2 separate regions of the Homo sapiens genome follow, and region 1 is linked to region 2. A link is a loop called in an ENCODE intact Hi-C map of the cell type or tissue named here. Cell type or tissue: K562. All regions are shown on one strand.

Evidence for each region. Peaks named below come from ENCODE experiments on the same cell type or tissue, not always from the same donor. Only the 100,000 strongest peaks of a DNase experiment are listed, where the experiment ranks them.
Region 1: a loop joins it to region 2, with 13 times the contacts of the local background. A loop is called at or near these places in 51 of 110 quality-filtered maps.

What each region holds. Positions count from the first base shown.
Region 1 is chr3:4,655,160-4,657,659 of GRCh38, reverse strand. The region is part of intron 12 of ITPR1 (inositol 1,4,5-trisphosphate receptor type 1); the gene reads right to left. Among named protein-coding and RNA genes, the nearest start is that of EGOT, 95 kb to the left of the region's middle. In K562, a CTCF peak has its summit at 1,502 (motif pointing left); a DNase peak (open chromatin) is centred at 1,509.
Region 2 is chr3:5,056,452-5,058,951 of GRCh38, reverse strand. No RefSeq gene overlaps it. Among named protein-coding and RNA genes, the nearest start is that of ARL8B, 65 kb to the left of the region's middle. In K562, a CTCF peak has its summit at 982 (motif pointing right); a DNase peak (open chromatin) is centred at 991.

The DNA.
Region 1 (2,500 bases), 400 kb after region 2:
CCCGTCAATACTAAAAATACAAAAATTAGCTGGGCGTGGTGGCAGGCGCCTGTAATCCCAGCTACTTGGGAAGCTGAAACAGAAGAATCACTTGAACCTGGGCGGCAGAAGTTGCAGTGAGCTGAGATCGCGCCACCGCATTTCAGCCTAGACGACAGAGTGAGACTCTGTCTCAAAAAAAAAAAAAAAATCTTTCAAAAACGTGCAGTTACACTAAGAGATGACCGTGGAAGGAGTGCTCCAGATGATTAAAAAAAAAAAACAAAAAAAAAACTCTAGGTACATCCATCCGCAGGAGCTAGGGGAGAGGGGATGTTGAGGAAACTCATCCTGCAGATTTGGTTGTGGGCAGCTGGATTCATCTACAGTGATAATTGTCTACTCACAATATGATATAGCAACTTCCCAGGAGAAAAACTAAAACAAAATAAACCTGAATCCAAGTGTTCGTAAGCAGCAACCCCAACGCAGCCAAAAGAAATATTTGAGAAGTCAGCGTAGCCCTGAAAAAGATGTCCAGCATTAATTGAGAGGGCTGCTGATGACAGGTCAGGGAAGACGGGCCTCTCCTGAGACATCAGGGATTTGGCTGAGAGCGAAGAAAATCTCTGATAGCGAAGGCTGAGGAACAATGATGAAAACTTTCCTGAGAAACTAAAAAAGCATATTCTAGGCTCCAAAGCCCATCTGCCTACAGATATTCAAGGAGGGGGCTTAGACAAGGAGTCTGCTCAGAAGAGACTGGCCAGCTCGCGCTCAGCCCGGCAACTCTACATCGCGTGATTTTCCATGTCTAACATCCTTGCAGGATGACAGCCTCCACCTGCATCTATTGAGGAAGCACATTTTCTTTGTCACTACAGCCTGCTTTTCTTAGGCTGAAGCTCTGCCCCCTTTCCAGACAGAGAGGAAGGAGACTTCACCAGGAAAACAAAAGAATCAAGAAACGGAAATCAAATCAAAGGCAAAGGAGAGAGCCTGGGAGAATCTAACTCTTACGGGGCCTGAAATGCAGGAGCACAGGGCAATAGCCTGTTAGTTCAGCTGCGGCCCCCAACCTCTATGTGTGTTTTTTTAAAAAAGGTTCTTTTAATATCCAAAACCTGTATCTCTTCCCTTTCTCACAATTTCTCCTCTAATTGCTCATCCCTTTACTTGCACAAACCCCAGACCCTTTATTCTATCTACGCTAAAGGAAGAATTACCTGGACAGTGACAGAACACTTCTACAACTGCAGTTTAGGAGTAAGAACTTTGAGCAACATTTGTTCTCTCCGAACCATCTGGCATATTACTCCACATGCCACTTTCAAAATAAACTCTGACCTGGCTATGGTTTGAGACACAGGACTCAGCTACAGGCTGGCAGTTAAGTTTCAGAGACCTGTGGGAGTTGAGAGGAAAATCACAATTGCATTACGTCCACTGTGTCTGGAAAAGTGACTGAGAGGCAGCGTCCTGACATCCTTTCATTGTGCAGTCGGCGCTTGCCACCTAGTGGAAAGAAAGGCACATGTGCAGAAGCCTGGCAGAGGAGCGGGAGCCTCTGGTGGTCCTTTTTCTCCCTCTGGCACCAAGCAAGTGTCTTCAGGGTGCTGAATTTAGAAGGACGAGCACAACAAAGCCAAGTGAGGTCCGAGGCAAAAACCACAGGCACTGAAGCTGTTCTTAGGGAAACCAATCAACTCAAAAAAATTCGAGGTTTTCCATCCAAGTTTCCAAACCAAGAAGAGTATGAGGGGGGTGGGGTCCTCCCAGTACTAACACCTTGCCACCGGGCAGATCTGTGCTGTTGGCCGTGTGGGCGTCGGGTAAGATCCCCTCTCCATGCACCCCTCCTCTGCAAGCAGCCCACCCCCAATCAACATCGAAGTAGCCAGAGTGATGCAGTCTAGATCTGCACCCAAGGCTGCTGGCACATCCGCCTCTCTGACGCCAAAAAGCACGAAAACGTCAAAAGACCACTGAACTCTGAGGGAGCCTGAGATGGGGGATGAGTCTGGACCACTCTCAACGGCTGCTTCCTCCTCTGTACCAGGAAGATCCTAAAACCCACCCTAACTCCTTTTATACACTGCTGTGCAGCCCAGACAACCTGGTGGACGCAAAGGCACTAAAAATGCTAATGATCTGGGAGAACCTGAAAAATGCCACTTGTATAGATGAAGGAATTGAGGCTCAGAGAGGGCAAGTAACTTGTCCAAGGTCACACAGCAGCTCATAAATGGTAGGTCTGGTATTTAAACTGCACTCTTCCTCCTGCACCATAAATGCCAGTCTTCCCTCCTGTACCAGGAGGCCAGGAGAGCAGCCCTCTACCCGCCAGAGCACAAAGTTCACTTGGACATCAGCGCTCACCGAAAGGATCCACAGCTTGCCTAATCTCAGAGGTAAGATTTCCTCCATGTCACCACAGACGGCAGCATGGAGACCACCAGATGTTGGCCACACAGAGGCAGCTCCTTCTCTTGAAATAAAGAAGGTGCAAGGACAAGAACCA
Region 2 (2,500 bases):
TAACAGAAGCCCAGATGTTCTCAGCATTCAGGATAGAAAGGCATGAACAAACATTTTTCTCTGTTCCCAATACTGTCAAAGCTAATGCTATGGTCTCCTCCCTGAAACTTAAGCCACAATCAGAACTTACTTCATTCTCTGTTTTATTAGCTTGGAATTGGCCCAAGATAAGGTTAGCCAATCAAAGAGTCTGAGAAAACTGCAACCAATTGCCCTGAAAAATATGCTAAGCCTGAACAGATTTATTCAACTTTGCTTAGTGGGTGGCTTCTCAGGATGAAGGCCAAGATTTATCATCTGGTTGGCTTTGCCTTTGATTATTCATTGACTGGGATGACTTTCTTCCCATAAGCTGATACAGTCTCCCATCTCAGAGAGAGGGGGAAAATACAAAACACCACATTGTCTGATTCATTCCAAACAGAATGTTTCTAAGACAGCCAGACCTGTGCTACTAATGCATATTCCCTGTTTTCCCTTTTGAATTCACAGCAGTAGATTAATGAAAAATTTAGTGATGGGTGGAGGGGTGCAGGCAGAATGTTCTACTGATTCCACTGGGTGTCTATTCAAACACATATTTCATTTGCTTTTGCTTTTTTCAGACAGGGTCTCATCCTGTCACCCAGCCTGGATTGCAGTGGTGCCATTACGGCTCACTGCAGCCTCTGCCTCCTGGGCTCAAGCGATCCTCCCACTTCAGCCTCCCAAGTAGCTAGGACTACAGGAGCACACCACCACACCTGGCTATTTTTTTTTTTATCATTACTTTTTGTAGAGAAGGGGGTCTCACCATGTTGCCCAGGCTGATCTAGAACTACTGGGCTCAAGTGATTCCCCCTGCCTCGGCCTCCCAAAGTTCTGGGATTACAGGCATGAGCCACACAGTGCCCCGCCCAGTTCATACTTTTGACAAACTAGAAACTTCTTTCTGCCCTGAAGGGTGTGTTAGAAAATGCGAAGAAATGACCAGCAGGTGGTGTGCATGCCCCGTATCTCATAGACATGTACTCAAGGCTCTGCTAAGAGCTGCTTGCAGACACCAAAAACTTGTTTTGTTGCAAGACGTAGACTATGTGTAATATAGACTGGTGCATTCTTTCTCTCCCTTTCCTTTCTTTAAGTTCTTTTTCTCATCGCTCAAAAACCTTTGCAATAAAGGTGTTTAAAAACTGGAAAATACAGCCACCATCCAATGTCTGCTCCCACGGCTTTAAATATACCTATATGTTGATTACTTTGAAATATATTAATACACCTCCAGACTAAACTCATCCCTGGAACTACAACTGCCTACTTGACACCCCACTTAAGTGTCAAATATGCTTTTCAGAAGGAATTTAACCAAAAAGGAACTCTCACTTCCCTGACCCCTCTGCCTGCCAAATTTGTTCTTTGCCATCTTCCGTATTTCTATAAATAGGATTACCCTCCACATAGTTTCTCAGGCATGAATCCTAGGTGTGACGCTTTAGTGATCCCATTGTAACACAGACACACACACACACATGCGCGCACACACACGCATGCATCACTCCATCAGCAAATCCTATTGGTTCTACCTCCACAAGACATCTTAAATCCACTTATTTCTCCCCATCTCCACAGCACCTCCGTCATCCAAGCTGCCATCCTCTCCTGCCTGGACACTGGCAATGCCTCTGATTTGGTCTCCATGCTTCCACATGGATTGCCAAGCAAGCTTTGATGGGATCGTCCTGTATTTTCGTGTATAAATTCCAGCACCAAAAAAAATATGGCTTCAAGTTCTTTTTTTGTTTGTTTGTTTGTTTTTTAGACAAAGTCTCGCTCTGTCGCCCAGGCTGGAGTGCAGTGGCGACAGTAGTGCTTGATGTTTGTGTTTATATTGAAAAAAGAGTTAGGATCTAGGTTCAAAAAATAAGTTTTTTACCTGCACAAATGTCTGCAAAAAAGAGTAATTTCATTTCCTTAAAACTCTGGTTTTTAGTCTGGCCACAGTCCCTATTTCTTTTTTTTTCTTTCTTTTTTTTTTTTTTTTTTTTTTTTTTTTGAGACAGAGTCTCACTCTGTTGCCCAGGCTGGAGAGCAGTGGTGCGATCTCAGCTCACTGCAACCTCTGCCTCCTGGGTTCAAGCAATTCTCCTGCCTCAGCTGGGAATATAGGCATGCGCCACCACGCCCAGCTAATTTTTATATTTTTAGTAGAGACGGAGTTTCACCATGTTGGCTAGGCTGGTCTCGAACTCCTGACCTTCAGTGATCCACCCGTCTCTGCCTCCCAAACTGTTGGCATTATAGGCATGAGCCACTGCACCCAGCCAATTTCTTAAGAGAAATGTTTTTGTAGCATTGCCTTTGCTACCCTGAATTGAACCTGATAGATAGTAAAATCTACTGATACACATAATATCTAAAAATAAATATAAAGTCCTGGCTGTCATATGAAGGAGAAATAAATGAAAATAACTTATAGTACAACAACATGTATTTCAGTATGAAAATCTTCAAGCATGACTCT